2 separate regions of the Mus musculus genome follow, and region 2 is linked to region 1. A link is a loop called in an ENCODE intact Hi-C map of the cell type or tissue named here. Cell type or tissue: left cerebral cortex. All regions are shown on one strand.

Region 1 (8,000 bases):
TCTTAGCCTGCTGTGTGTCTGGATGAAGCCATTAGCAGGTGACCTCTCTGTTCTATGGACTATTCCTACTAGGGCTAGCAATGATTACTTCAAATATTGGACATTGCAGGGGAGACCTGGACATTGCAGGTGTGAGTTCAGTGGACTAGGACTCTGCTGTGGGTGGGAGCACTGGACCTGCAGCAGTGGCTTCTGGGAACTGTAGGTACCTGTAAGTCCAAGAGTGCCCTCCCACCAAAGTTTGCTCAGAGAGCCTGTCCCTGCAGTGTGCGGGTCATCTTAACAGGACTGAGGCAGCTCATGAAGTTAAGGTCCTGAAGCCCATCTGGGCTTTGCAGCTTTCGGGGGAACTCTAAAGATTCAGCTTTAGTTAGTCATGGAGAGGTGGGCCAGGGACATGTTAAGGGTCTGCAGAACATGCTATGTCACCCAACGATTTCCTGGTTGTAGGGTAAGCCATTCCAGGTTCAGCCTGGATAAGCATTGAAGTTGCCCAGGGGCTCTTTGCAACTGGGGAGGGGGGCACATTTCTAGCATGTGATACTTCAGGATGGGGGAGGCAGGGGGTGTCCTACAGGAGCTCCTGAGTGCCAGTAAGGCAGTGAAGGATTGGGAGGGAGCTGTGAAGTTCTGTGCCCAGCACTGGCCTGACCCTTATTTTGGAGCCATGTGGTTGGCATGCCAGTCCCCTGAGGGCCAGCAGATACCCAGGCACTGCTCTGAAGGGTCTCTAAGCCAGCACCCTGGACTGGGCTGGCCTTCTGGTCAGGACGGATTCAGCCAGCAGGCAGCTGAATCTGGGAAGCAGAGGTAGGAGCAGAGACAGTGACACACGGGGGGGGGGGGGGGGGGGGACGGGACGGACACACAAATCTGGTCAGGCCGCCGCACTTACTTCTGCTCAGCATGACCCTCTTCTGCAAACAGCACCATGGGAGCAAATGGAAACGACACAGGGAACGGTTGAGACCACACTGCAGAACTGACTGGAAAGCAAGGAGAGGCAGCAGCCTCCTCACGGGTGGAAACATGGTAGGTTGAACCCTGGCTGAACAATGCACCTCAGAGCCCTCTTGGCAGGCAGCCCAGGGGGCTTGGGGCAGGCACTCATACGAGCAAGGGAACTACTCTTTGCCTTCTCTGGCGTGCCATGAGGCACTGCGGAAGAAAGAAAGGATCTCTGACAAGTGGCCCACAGCTATTTCCCTCACTTGGCTTTGACTTGGAAAGAATGAATCTTGTTCCCAGTGGACCCAGGCCAACCTGCCCAGGCTAGGGCTCTGTATCACGTTTACACCCCAACATGGTGACCAGCCTAGTGGCTAATGGCATGGATCTGGTCCGGCCACATGCTTGGGGCTTACCGGTACCCCACCCAGCATGACAACTGCTGAGTTAAGTTGGACTGGTCTGCCTGCCGGCTTTGCTCTGCACCTTCTGGGTAGCCTGCCTCCTTCCTGGTGAATCACACAGTGATGACTCACAGGATCCTCCCGTGTGCGCAGATCATTATGTTGCTAGGCAACGGCGGGGCTGCTGGGCGGCATATACAGAAGTCTGTTACCCTGATTTAGAATAGATACACACTCACAAACACCCGCCTCTGGGAGGATCATCTCTAGCCTGCTTTTAAAATCAAATTCATTTAAAAAATGTGAGAATTAAGAAACAAAACAAAACCAGCCCAAGAGCGAATCCAGCTGCTCACAGACGCTCTTCACCTGTCTTTCCTGGCAGGAGCTGATGAGCTGGGGAGATGGAAGGGCAACCAGACTCACACTGTGGTTACTCAGTTTGAACCTGAGCAGAGGTGTGGGCCAGAGGCTCCTCAGGGGCCAGCACTAATGCTAGGGTTCTGAGGCATGGACCCTCAGTCCCAGGCTCCCCTCTGTATGAGCCACTAAATTCTAAGCTATTTGTCTTCCCTCCTTCCTCCCCCCTCTCTCTCCTCTTTTTAGTGACTTGAGACAGAGTCTCACTGTAGCCCCAGGTTATTTTAGAACTTATCAAAATCCCCCTGCCTCAGCCTCCCTAGCGTTGGCATTACAGGTATAGAACCCCATTGGGCATCAGCCTGCTTTCTTATGAAGCTGCTCTGCCTATCTAGGCTTCCACAAATGGGGCACGGGAAGGAGAGCCAGGTCATGTGTTTGCCTGAGTCTCAGAAGTTGGGACCCCCTCAGCACTTCTGATCCTGGTGCCTTGCAGTCACCACAGGCTCAGAGAACTGTGAGGACTCTGCTCACTCCACGCCTCTCTCCAGAATGGGAACAGAATACATAACCACAGAAGGAATGGCTGTGGGACACTGCCTGCTTTCCTGCCGAGGAAGCTGTCTCAGGCTCAGCACACTTGTCTGGGTTCCCACCCTGCTCACAAGTTGCCAGGACAGGAAGGCACCTACTTTCAGGAAGAACTGTTTACCTGTGATAGGATCTTGTCAAAAGAGGGATGAGACCAAGAGAGAAGACTTGACGGGTCTAGAGAGACGGCTTAGTGGTTTAGAGCACTGGCTGCTTTTGTAGAGGACCCAGGTTCATTTCCCAGAACCCACACACATGGTTCAACCATCTGTAACTCCAGTTCCAGAGGATCCAGTGCCCTCTTCTGCCCCTGCAAGTGCTACCTGTAAATGGCGTACGTACACACACACACACACACACACACACACACACACACACACAAGCAAGCAAAACATCCACTGCACATACAAATAGATAAATATGTTCTAAAAAGGAGACCTGCCGTTTGTTTGGTGGTCAAAGGAAGAGACTCTGGCAGACTAGTCACCTTAATATGTGGATAGTGGCAGGAAGTGCCAGGCTGTCCCCAGCAGGGCTCACCTCACTACTGAGTGCTGCTCCCTGGCAGTGCCATCACCCTCCTGCTTTGCTTGGTGACTGAGGTACCAGAGCTGTGTGGCAGTGCAGAGAGCTTGAGACGTCATGAAACAGAAGCCCATGCTCTAGGACCAGGTGGTCACAGCAGTTTAACAATCGTATTGATTAATACTGGTGACCCAGCTGAGAGCCAGAGGACAATGGCCAGGGTCGGAGGACTGCCCTGGGAGGACAGCAGGGGTGGCAGGGATTGAGTGAAGCCCCATCAGCACCTGGAGCGCTGCCTGCCCAGGGACCTTGGGTGTCTGTACCTCCTCAGTACCACTGTTTCTTTCCTGTGTGCTTCAGAAAGGTGAAGGCCGAACTCTGCCCCTTGTGGACTCACCACAAAGTGCTGGCAGTAGAGTGTACACCACACCCTTGGAGAGGAGCCATGGGGACTCCCTGGAGCACTCCCTACCCTGTGCTCTAGGGGGAGATGAACGCAAGCTGAGGTTTTTCCAAGGATGCTGGAAGAGAACAGGTTTCATCCTGTTGAGTGATGTGATGGCTGGTCTCTGGTCACAGCCAGCTTGAGGAGTCAGTGCTTATAGACAGGCAGCCGGGTCTAGCTCTCCAGTGTCTCCAAGGTACCTCTTGTCTCTAGCAACAGAAACCACCTGTCTTCAGCACAGACCTTGAAAGCATCTTCCTCATGTGACACGCATCCCGGGAGTGTCAACAAACTGGAGTCCACTCCTGGTAAGCCATGATAAGTCTGTGCGTGGTTTTCATCCCTTGGATGCAATCCTGTGTCCCCACAGCCTGCCCACTCCCCTGCCTGGTGGGTTGACGCTGACTCCCCCCACGGGCATGGAGAGTCTGATCTGGCCTAGCCTCACATGCTCCACCCATCATGTCCTGGGCTCCATGCTTCTGGTTTCTGCATAACTGGTTCCGGTGTGAACTTTAGGTCACTGAAATACCCTTCCTCTGAGTGCCAGCTCCATCCTAGTTCTGCCCTTTTGGAGCCTGGTCTTCTCCGTGGTACTTGTTACATATAGTTCTGTTGTTTCGTTTTGGCCATTTCTCACCTCAAGAGCTGGCATTCCCCAAGGGAACACTGGCTATGCTTTCTTAACAGGGACGTGCTTCTCTTAAATGACAAATTCTGAGTGCCATATGGCGCCTGGTGTCCTGGGCCATCAACAAGCTGCCTGAGTGGATGACAATGACTACGTTTCCCAGCTGTGGAGGACTGTACTGCAGAATCCTCTGTGGTGATGTCCTCTTGTCTCTTCTTTCTTGGGCTTGGTACTGGGCTGTAGACAGTGGTAGCAGCTTAGTAAACTCCCTACCATGGCTCGTCATTGGCCCTATGCACTTTAACCAGGACACCTAAGTGCTCTGCTTAGATCCATGAAGCAGTAAAAATGTGTGTCAGGCCTGCTGCCTCCACTGTGGGCCAGATTCAGATGACAGGAGGCTCTGAAAGCCAAAAGCCCTGTCCAACTGAAGGACATGCCAAGGTTACCCATGAAATGTTTGCATATCCATGTTTGCATACGCCACACCCTCGGAGAGGAGCGGTGGGGACTCCCTGGAGCACTCCCTACCCTGTGCTCTAGGGGGAGATGAACGCAAGCTGAGGTTTTCCCAAGGATGCTGGAAGAGAACAGGTTTCAGCATCAGGCCTATAGCCAGAATTGCTCACGGCTTTGCACCATGGTCTTTCAGTGGCTCTGATATCATACACTAACATATACACAAATATATTGAAAGAGAGTTCCAGCTGACTTTTTCAATATATTTGTAGTTAAATATGTCTAAATTCCACACTGTCTTGATCTTGGGGTCAGTCTACTGGGTATACTAAACCCCGGGTATCCTAAAGTTAGATTGCTTACACCCCAGGAAGCAAATGCCAGGCCTTCTAACTCTCTGCTCTTCCTGGATCCTGTCCTGGTGCCAGCATAAGACGAGGTCTCTTGGAGCTGCCAAGTAGCAAAAGGCCCATTATTTCAATTTACAAGCACAGCAAAGCTCTTGCCCATGTGGTGGAACCACTGAGGAACACGCTGAGAGCCAGGCTTTCCTTGGTGAGCAGTCATGCTTGAGGAAACAGGGTCTCTCTGCCTTAATGTGTGTCACGTCAGAGAGCATGGCCAGCTTTCAGTTATCTCTTGAAACCTTCATTTTCTTTCTCTCCTTTTGATTCTGAACCTCATTTGGCCCAGGGTGGTCCACAACTTAACTTTTAGAAGCATTTACAAGTGGCATTAGCAAGATGCTCAGACTGAGTGAATCTCTAGTTGTCATCCTGGGCCTGGCAGTGAAGGCAACGGAGAGGTGTCTGAGCAATGTAGGCAAGAGGCCAGTGCACCAAGGCAAGAGGCAGAGCTCGGTCACCTGCATATCCCATACAGGATGCATGCATGGTTCTGTGAACGGCTACCCCAGCCTGTGGCCCTCTGTGTCTCGCAGTTGCTGCTGGCATCCCAGGACCCTAAGCCCATGCCCAACCCAGTGCAATCCTTAGATTTGAAAAGGAGGGTCAGAGGCCTGTGTTTCCTCTACTGCTTGAGGTCAACAACAGTCATCTCTCCCCTCATTAGCAGGGGAGTTCTAGGTCTAATGGCGGTTCCTTTCTTCCCAGGAGCTCAGTCTTGTAGATGGTCTTCAGTGGTGATCCCTTTTTCCGAAGCCAACCCCCAGCCTCAGCTTCTAGAACCTTCCCATACAGTCCCTTTGACTCTTTGCCTCAGATTTCTCTCTCTGCTGGTTGATGGCCACGTTGCTGGTACCTATGTGACAGAATGGCCAATGTTTGTTGGTCCTTTGTAGGCGTTGGCTAAAGTCCTTGCTCTGAGAGGTCTGCGCCAGGAATAGACTGGCTGGGTGGAGCCAGTTTTTGAGTGCTAGTGATGCTCTCTCTGAGCACCCAGCCCACATCTGGCACCTACCTGGAGTAGGGAAAGACAATAGTCCCAGCCCCCAGTGGAGGGTAAGTCTCCTTCCCTCTCCTGGGAGCCACCAGACATTGTCTAACCAGAAAAAGAAAGGCAGCAAGGGTCATCTGCTGCGATTCAGAATTCCCCTGCAACCCCCCCCCCCCCCCCCGCACCTTCCCAATGCCAGCGGCCACCTCAGCTTTTCTCCTGTTGAAGACTGGGCAGCTATTGTAACCTCACTTTTAGAGAGAGGCTGCAATACCTGCTCGGCCTCTCTGAAGAATGGACTTAACACACAGGATCATGCTGCCCAGTCGTGAGGGACGCCACCCCAAGGGCTTGCAAATATTACTTTCACAAGAGGCTGTGGCATAAAAGACTCTATAGAGGAAAAATATGAACCAAGCATATTCCAAGGTTGCTGTGAGACTCCTGGACATGTTTAAAATATGCAGGTGTGTGGTTACCCCACCTCCCACCCACCAGAGTGGAGGGTTTCTGCAGGCCCGCCCAAGCTAGCAGGGAGCCACGGGAGCTTGCTTCTGCACACCACCTGTAGCAGGTTTCCCATTACCAAGCGGTGGCATCCGCACACTTCTTTACAACAGCCGCCAATCAGTATTTCTCAAAGGAGTTAAGGAGCCGTCCAAGTCCTCCATTTACAACCACACCAAAAGGTAACAGGAAGAATTGTGGCTCACAGCCCAAACCTCAAGACTCAGATGCAGTGTGATGTCCCTGATTAATGGGCTCGGTTGTTTGAATCAGATGCCTGCCCAGCGGGAGAATAAAGAAAGACTTCATTAGTCAAACCGATGAAACCTGAGCTCAACTGTCAGCCAGAGAGGCTGAGCACTACACACACGGAAGCGGAAAGACAGCACGAGTGTACATCACACAAGGAACAAAAACAGAAAGGCCATGAGTGAGGGTGGGGCCTGCAAGGCTGCCGAGTACCATCCTGAAACCACACAGGGGGCTGTTCTAGAACCTTCTGTTTGGACTTAGGAAGAATGTGTTTATTCTACCCCCCCCCCCATCCCAATGAAGGTAGCTTGTTAAGCCCTACGTGAGGCTGGAAACGGCCCATCGGGCGCAGCTGGCAGTGATTTCTTTGTGACGTCTGCCCCTGGGTGGGGTGATGCAGCAGAGGGGCAGGTGTTCATCCAGAGCAATGACCCAGCTCCTTCCAAATCCTCAACCCCAAGGGGGATTAAGGGAGAGGGAATGGTACACCCATGTTCAGACACTGGCCACCTCTGCTGACCAGTTTGGGTTTTAATGGAGCTCTGCCTGCCTTTGAGGTAGTCCTGGCAAAGGGCCAGAGGAAACGGAGCAGAGACCAAAGCTTCCTTCTGGAAGCGACCGTGGGCCTGGTCCCGTGCAATCTGGTTCCTTTATGTGTCTTTAGGAAGGTGTGTCATAGGCTGCATGGCAGCCATGGCCTTGGCTCTGCCGTAGTCCGGTGACAGGAGGATGGTGGCAACATGGTTATAGCCTAATGGGTGTGGCAGAGGCCATGCAGGTCCCCTCTTCTCGGCTGCATAGGTGGCTCCCCAATGGTTTCTTTTGGCCAGCACTGGACCACACATTCCCCAAGCTGATTGGGAACTTACCTTGGAGCGAGGTTGGCCGACTTGGCTCCCACCGGCAGCTCCAGCCCTTCCCCGGGCTTGACCGATTTCCCCCTGTTCATCTGCTGCAGAATGGAGTTTAGCTCACTAATGACATTTGCCTTTGGGCCTGAGAGAATTGGGCTTTTGACCTCTGGAACGTCACCCCACAACTTGGAGGTCCTTGGCTGGATGACCTTCGCCACACCGGCCTGGGCGCTGCCCGGCGGGGGCGGGGGTGCAGGTGGGGGGATCACAAAGCCATCCGTGTCCTCTTCTGGGAGCGTGTCTTGGTAAAGTGCGTTGCTCTTGTGAACGATGGGCTTCATTTTTGGCTTTGGAGGTACTGGGGGCTTGTCAACCACAAAGGCTTGCCCGTCTGCATAGACTGTGCAGGTGTCCATGCTCTCGCCGCCCTCTGAGGACAGCGTGGAGATGCTGGACACCGTGGAGATGGTGCTGGTAGTCTCCAGGTGGTGGTCGCTGCTACTCCGGCTGTCCACCTCCTCAATCCCCGAGTCGGTGACTGCATCGAAACTTTCGGGGGGTGGCAGGAACGAGGAGGGCAGACAGTTCGAGATACCGGCTGGCTTCTTACTGTCTGTGGAGTTGGCTGG
Region 2 (8,000 bases), 170 kb after region 1:
GCCTCACGCTTTGGGCTAGGGGAACAGGTCAGTCAACACAGTGCCTGATGTGCGAGCATGAGGACCCGAGTTTGATCCCCAAAGCCCACCTTAAAAAATGCTAGGCATAGTGATGCACCCTTGTAATCCCCTAAGTGGTGAGGCAGAGACAGGCAGAGCTCTAGAACTTTCCGGCCAGCTAGTCTAGTCTAATTGACTAGCTCCAAAACAAAACAAGGTAGGCGCCAGCAAGATGGCTCAGCAGGTGACAAGATGGCCTGACAGACCTGAAGATCCAGATGTCATGGCAGCCATTTGTAATCCTATGGTAAGATGGGAGGTGGGACAAGAGAACTGTCTGAAGTTCACAAACCAGCTAGCCTGGAATATGGAGTACAGCAGATACACCAAGAGAGACCCTTCCTCCAACTTCTAAAAGTTGGCCTCTGAAGTCCATGAGCATACTACACACATACATATACCACACACACATATCACACAAATATACCACACACGTACCATACACATGTACACACATGTGCACATATACACTACACAAATACACATACCATACACACATATGCATTTCATACATACAAACACACAAGTACACACACATGCACACACATCACACAAATACACATTCCATACACGCATATCACACACATACACATGACACAAATACACATACCATGCACACATACCACACACACACACACACACACACACATGCATTTCATACACACAGACCATAAACATTTTTTAAAAAACCAAAGTGGGGGCTGGCTGGAGAGATGCCTCAGTGGTTAAGAGCACTTGCTGTTCTTTCAGAGGACACAAGTTTGATTCTTAGCACCCAAGCCATGTAACCCAGATTCAGGGGATTCAGCACCTCTGACCTCTAAGGGCACCAACATTAATGTGAATATCCTGCCCCCACATGTATATATGATTAAATATAATAAAAGTAAGACTGAAAGAAAGTAAGTCAAGTAAACGACACCTGAGGAATGACTTCTGAGGTTGAGCTCTGGCATGCACACACATACACACACACAAACACATGCACACGCACATAGAACCTTTGATTCCCCCATGGTAGGCATGGATGTAGGGGCCACCAGCGTCCCAGGACTTGCATCCATGGGGACCAAACACTAAGGCCCTGTGCCAGAGCCAAGTTCAGCATCTAAAACCAGGTCAGAAGAGGAAGGTTGCCAGCACACGAACTGCTTTCCCTTCCCAAATAAACACAAACCACTTCACAGAGGTGCTCCTCCCTGCCCCTGCAAAGTGGTTTTCTTCTCAGTTCTCCTGGGAATCTGCTAGCAACTGAAAACCTTTTATGAAACATGAGCTGAATACCGACTTAAGGGACTGTCAGGCGGCTGTCACTTTACACAGTGGTTTTTTTTTTTTTAACCAGGTGCATCTGTGTTCCTTGCCCCATCAAAGACCCCCCGAGACATCAGGGCTCATGCACAGACAAGAGGGGTCACAGAACACCAGCTCCGAACCAAACCAGGGAGGGAGAGAGGGTCATGATTCCTCAGTGAAGGCCCCCCCCTCAGGCCAGTGTTCGGGCTCTCCTGGACGCTTAGGACACTCACATGTTGGAGAGCCCATGGGGAACTGGACGGTCAGCTCCCTCATGGTGGGCATGTGCTGTGGCTTCCTAAGATCATATACTGGAAGCATCGCTCTGTGAGTATGTTGAGACCGAGACAGATGGAACAAGGGGAAATCCTCAGGTCCTGAGGATTCTGCCCTCAGACTGATGAAGGTGGCTGCAAGGGATCCCAGGTTAACTCTGCTGAGGTCATTATGAGTGTGTTCTAAGTTGGCACCGGCTTCCTATCTGGGTGTCTCAGCTTGTGTCGCTTTTCCTCGCTATAATGACACAGAATACTCGCACATTGGAAATGAGGCTCCAGAAGGCGGACAGGGAGGGAGGGCTGGGAAGAAATACCATGACAGGGATCTGCTCAAAGTCATCACCTGGCCTCAGTCAGCACGTGTTACACACACTGAACTAGTGCAGAATACATGAGATCCTTCTCTGCCTCAAGCCTGACTAGATCAAGCCAGCTACTGAGGGCACCCAAAGCCAGACACTAAAACTCTAGCATCAAGCCCTTAACTGATCTTCTACAGAGCTTCCCCCTCACAGAATCAGAGGTCCCACCTCACTCTGTGCCAAGGCCTTTCTTCCAGGGCACACCTATATTGTGGTAGTCAGCAACCGCTTTCACGCATGGCTTTGAAGCTAAAAATCCATGCTCCCTCCTTTCCCAGGAGTAGCTACGGTCCTGGCCAATGAGATGGAGCAGGGTCTGCTGGGTGTGGCTTCCCTTCATCCCACTATACCTCCTAGGTCCTAGTAGTTTTTGAAACAACCCCTTCACTGGCTACAGGGTTTGGCAGCCACATCAACATCCTGGGAATGCTGAGGACAAGCAAGACACAGAAAGCCAGAATCCCAAGTGGCTTCACAGGTCTCCATGCCTACCCACATGTGACCCCTGACCCAGTGACTTCCAGGTATGACTCCAAGACCCCTTTTCTCACAGTCACAGGCACTTCTGCCTGCATGGCCACACCCTGCTTCTTCAGTCACCAACACCCAGAAGAGAGTCATGCTTTTATTGTAAAAACTCCAATGAGAAAACTGAGGCCCAGAAATAACCCCATGACCTACAGTGGGGGCGGGGGGGGGGTATGACCGAGCTCCCTAGGGCATGCTACTGAACTCACACAGCTGTCTCAAGCTTGTTCTGTCGGGAGGCAGCTGGGCAGGACTCGATTGCCTCCAGAGTCATCTGCCTCCCGAGTAGAGGTCCTGGGATCCGAACCCAGGTCAGCCTGACTGAATGAATCAAGGTCACCACAAGGCACACAGAGCTTCTGAAGAGAGTAAATCTGAACAGTGAGCTGTTCCCGTTAAGTAACACTCCCACAATGCTGTATGAGATTTACTAGGAATACAGGAAGGGGTGGGCACCCTTGGCTTTGGGGAGAGGGGTCCACAACAACCCTCACTTTCTTCACTTTGGAAGTGCTCATCTAAGGGTGCATGGCTTCTTTGCCTCTGTCTCCCTTTGCCCTTCTGAGCTCAGCTGATAACTCTCTTGTGAGTGCCGGGTGCTCCTGGTGGTGACTATCAGCATCTCTCTTACCCACCTCTGCCCTCTTTGCTGTTCTATGGCCAAGGGGAACTGAGGACATTGAGGAGGGGGGTAGTAGCGGTTTCTGGGGACGTTGCCCAGTGACCACCCTCTCAAATTGGTTGAACAAATGAATAGAGCCACTGGCTGTCAGTGAGGTGGTTTCTGTTCTGTAGTAATTAAAATGTTTGAATAAAAAAAAAAAAAAAAAAAAAAAAAGGAAAAATCAGCCCAAGAGACTCCACAAGCCTGCACAATCCACAGACCCAAACCAGCACTTTGAATGGAAATTACACTAAATGGATGAATTGGGTCTGATTTGCATGTGGCTGATTAGCTTGGCTGGGAGTGCCCTGCCAAGGTGGCCTCTGGTGTTCTAGGAGCACTCGGTGAAAAGAAGAGGCCAAGAGGACAGGTGCCTCAGGCTCCAGCAGCCCAGGGCTTCACTGACAATGGCAGGGGAGGGGCACTCCCATAAGAACAGGTAGACAAAATTTCCTGTCCCAGAGTCAACCTAGCTGCTTCCCCCAAGGCAGCAAAGGCTTCCATGCTCTGCTGAGCCAAGTCATGTGGCCTGGGTGGGCCCCATTTTGTGTGCCCAAGCATGCAGCCTCTATCTATCCGATATCTCCACTTCTAACATCTGGTCTTGGGTCCGACTTCACAACTGGCATCCTCCCCCCAGGGACTCAGAATTTCTCAACTAAAACAGCTGCCAATTTGCACTGCCCTTAGTGGAGCAGCCTGGTGAACAACACCCCACCCCCACCCCTTCCAAAAGACAGAGTCAGTCCCTCCTAGAGAAGGCTCCTGGAGGTGAAGTCCAAGGCTCACAGGTTGGAGGAGTGTAGCCTGGATTTAAATTTGGGATCCGGACTGGAGGCGGGAGGATCCTTTTAGCTTTTTAATCTTTTTTAAGGACACCAGCAGCTGAGGCTTGGGAACTAGGGCACTGAGAAGAGAGACCTGTTGAGCAGGAGGAAGCTGCTGCCTCCTGTGGGAGGGAGCCAGGACTCTGCAGACTGGAGCTTCAGCATCCACACCTTGGCTAACCAGAGCTCAGGACCACGGGGGATCAGAGCACACCCCTTATCAGGGTGGCTCTGGGTGAGGGCTGGGCAGTCCAAATGGAAACAGAAGGCACAGACTCAGCCTGGCCATGACCTTTACAGACAGACATCTGACCCCTGAGCTCTCATTCCCTGCCAGTCAATAACTGCAGCCCCTGTCCAGAAGCACAAACTCCACAGGTGACAAACAGAACACAGGGTTGCCGTGCAGTGAGAACTAGGGCCCCCGTCACTAGAATCTTGGCAACTCACATTTATCTTTGCAGACCTCAAAGTGACATCCAGGGGTGGGGTGAGATAACCTCTTGCTCACTACGTCCTTGAGCCAGTCTGAACCCTGGGAAGACAGCAGCTCCTGTTAGCTTCTCTTTCTTTCTTTCTTTCTACTGCCACACCACCAGAGTAGCAGGGAGTCTGCTTGATTAAAGAACAATAACAGAAGCTGAGCTGGCCATGCTTTCTCTGAAGAAGGGCAGCCTGCACTGAGGGAAGCAGGCATCCCCGTCCCAGCTTGGGGAACTTCCCATGCACTTTGCAGGGATCCTGAGACACTGGTGCCTCAGTCACCCCCTCCCCATACAGTCAGCCCCCTCGACACAGTATTTCACTAGGAACAGATGTTCTAGTTGGACTCAGAAACCCACCAGTGCTCAGAGAGCCACTCAAGAATACAAATAAGACTGTGGGGGATTCTCTGCCACAGAGATGCCTGCATCCTGGGGTGATCCGTCAGCTACCTCTGTTTTCGTCTAAGTCAGAAGTAGGAGAAAGCCATGATGGAAACAATAGCCTGGAGGAACCCATCAGCCTGCTGACTACACCGAGCGAGCATGCCACCATAATCACTGAGCGAGCGAGCGCCAGTAGCATCAGAGTTCCGGGGCTACTGTCTCCACTGCTCCAGCAGAGAACAAAGACTCACATCGGCCAACCCCAAGCAGGCTGGGGAGGTAGCACCATACCTCCAAAATGAACTCTCTTCTTGAACCGGGAGCTCTCAGCCATCGTTCCTAACCTGGGTATGACCATCTCACTCAGACCGGTCCCTTGCCTCTTCCTCCTCTGGGTCCATGTGGAGACTGGGTCCTCAAGGCTGGCCTCACTTACTATATTCTCTGTTAATCCAACAAGGAGTTAAAAAAAAAAAGTTGCAGTCTTCTACAGTCAGAATTTAAGGAGAAGAGAAGAAAAAAAGAATAGATCACAGGACTAAGAAAGACAACCCCAGAGACTTTAATCCACGAGGAGGTTCACGAATTTGACTTTTGAAGATGGAAAAATCAGGATCGGCTGAAAATTCGGTTCTTTGACACAAGTTGTAGCTGCAGACTGGAGCTGCAGCCTTCCACTTCCTCACTGTACCGGGGACTTTTTTTTTTTCCTCCTAGTGCCGGTTTCCATGGCAACGCATCAGTCACTAGTCTAAATAAGTACGGGTGAAGGACGCCTGAAAAACCAGTGCAATTACGCACGCCATTAGCAGGGAGAGGAAAATGATTCAACCACTATTAGCAGGGGCCAGAGGTGTCACTTGTAGGCAGTGACCGTCCTTGTCCTGAGTAATTGCTTTCTCATTTTGGAACAGGGCATCTTCTCCGCCTGGGCAGTTTCCCTGCTTTCTGTATAGTGGACAGCAAGGTAGTCCCATCACTTCAAGGAACTAATGCCAAAGGGGAGGCCCGGGGCTCAGGGACAGTGCACCCTTCCAGGTGATTGGGACTCCTGGTAGTGCATGGGAGGCAGACTAGGGCACATTCTTCAGACATGCTGCAACTTCTGCCTGAAGGATCTTGCTGGGCGAACACCAGATTGAAATTCAGAGGCAGAGCTGAGAGCTGGGGTTCAGGGTGTGGGGTGAGCTGACCACCTTCCGAGTGCTTCCCTATGGTGCCTCCCCTTTCTCTTCATCCCCAGCGATTGAAGTCAAATAAGAGGGCAGGGACTCTTCTTCTGTTTGCCATCTGTCATTTTTTTCTTTTAACTTAATTAATTAAACAAATCTTAAGCTGCTTATTTTTAGAGACAGAAGATCTTGCTATGTACCCCAGGCTGGCCTCACTAAGAAGCCTCTTGAGTGGTTGGATGTCAACTATGTGTCACCACACCTGGCTTCCCTCTTTAAAAAAAAAAAAAAAAAAGCTGTAGAGGAGCTTGGTGTATGGCCTTAGACAAGAGCCCTCTCCTTTCTGAGCTGCAGATGAGTTAGGAAAGAGTGGGAAAGGAATGTTCATCAAATGTCCTTCTGCCCCGGGGGGGAGGGGGGGGGAGGCTGAGTGGGTGGGGAGGGTCACGTCCCAGCCTCCAGCTGTGTGACCTTGGGCACACCTCCAGCTGTCTTGACTTGTTTGACGGGCATACATAAAATTATCCATAAGAGGGATACTGTAGGCATAAGATGTATAAAGCACGTGAAAGGGCACCAGAGATGCTGTAGGTCTCAGGGAAAGGCTAACTCTGGTATTATCTAGGTCTTCAATGCCTGTGCAGAGGTCTTAGAGCTGCTCCCTACCCTTGCCAGACTCAGATGGCCTGTGGGGACTTTGTAGAGTTGGTGTCAGAATTTACTTCTTGCTTATCTAGCATGCAGACCTAGATGCTCTATAAATGGCAAAGACAGAGAAAACCGAGCCCAAAGGAGTTAGGTGAATGTCCCAAAGTCACCCAGCCAGTTAAGGCTGGACTCAGGACTAGAACCCTGGTCTCCTGGTCTATTCCGGGGGATGCTGGGCACAGTGAGGCCATGCTGGTTGCTGTGGCTGTAAAAGGCAGTGGGTTCCCTCCTACTTGGGAGGCCTGGTTTATCTCCAGCTATACCTTAATCTTATCCCCTGCACTTTAATAGTGGGTGCAGGCCCCCTCCCACAGACGTTTTGCTTCTCTGTACCCCTTTCTTCCCCACCTTGCCCCTGGTGGTCTGACATGATCTATGGGCAAATTAGAGGGTCATAAAAATAGCCTGTGCCTGGCACGCGAGGGACCCAGGGGGCTGCTGCCGCCGCAGCTCACCGAGAATCCAGTGGGAGGCAGAAGCAGGAGAGACAGGAGTAAAAATAGCCAGGGTTTCCACGGAAGCTCTGCCTTCCCTCTCCAGGCCCGCCCCACACAGCGGGCACATGTGATCCTCGAAGTCTTTGGAGCATACATCTTAAAGCTCGTGTCCTTGGATACGCCCTTCCTCATCAAAGAGGTGAGGGGCTCAGGGGTGGACATGATAGTCTCTACCTTCCTCGATTATCTTTATGTCTGAGGAGTGAGGCTGGTCAGGAGTTCAGGAGTAGTGATTGAGGAGTATCAAAGATGACAGGCTGCTGCCTGGTCCCTGGCTGGTGTTCCTGGACAATTGTGTCTCAGCCACTCTCTCTAAGGACTCAGTTTCCCCATCTACCAGTAATGGGTCGGTAAGTATGAACACTGCTGCAGGGCCAGTGGACCAAGGGTATCAGTGCCAGGTCCACATGGCAGGAACCACAGCACACAAGGACTCTGCTACAGCCTTGATAACACCTAAAAACACCCACCTGTCCCAACAGGCTGCATAAACTATAGGGTACTGGGCAAAGTGCTACTGTCATTGCTAGTACAGGACTGTATTCCTTTATGTTTCCTTTATGTTGCTGTGGCCAAACACCCTGACCAAAAGCAAATTAGGGGAGAAAAGTATTTGCTCAGTTTATACTTCCAGGTCACAGGCCATCACCAAGGGAGGGGGGGGGGTCAAGGTGAGAACTCAAGCAAGCAATCACATCCACAGTCAAAGCAGAGAGATAGGTATGCAGCTTGACTTTTT

The links. A loop is a pair of places that touch in the nucleus more often than their neighbours do. Peaks named below come from ENCODE experiments on the same cell type or tissue, not always from the same donor. Only the 100,000 strongest peaks of a DNase experiment are listed, where the experiment ranks them.
Region 2: it touches region 1 in a loop (7-fold over the local background); 6 of 42 quality-filtered maps call a loop at or near these places.

The regions. Positions count from the first base shown.
Region 1 is chr7:144,411,255-144,419,254 of GRCm38, reverse strand. It overlaps Shank2 (SH3 and multiple ankyrin repeat domains 2), which reads right to left. Exons shown (of 16, transcript NM_001113373.3): 15 at 7,387-8,000. Gm34621 (a long non-coding RNA gene) reads left to right here. Exons shown (of 4, transcript XR_003946689.1): 1 at 1-810; 2 at 928-1,032; 3 at 3,487-3,581; 4 at 3,964-4,189. Among named protein-coding and RNA genes, the nearest start is that of Gm34621, 4.3 kb to the left of the region's middle. In left cerebral cortex, CTCF peaks have their summits at 3,254 and 4,418; DNase peaks (open chromatin) are centred at 4,410, 4,801, 6,355, 6,472 and 5 more places; H3K27ac peaks cover 5,322 bases.
Region 2 is chr7:144,236,269-144,244,268 of GRCm38, reverse strand. All of the region lies in intron 4 of Shank2 (SH3 and multiple ankyrin repeat domains 2), which reads right to left. Among named protein-coding and RNA genes, the nearest start is that of Shank2, 65 kb to the right of the region's middle. In left cerebral cortex, CTCF peaks have their summits at 3,118, 4,114 and 7,192; DNase peaks (open chromatin) are centred at 4,738, 4,974, 5,627, 7,281 and 5 more places; H3K4me3 peaks cover 2,929 bases; H3K27ac peaks cover 3,263 bases.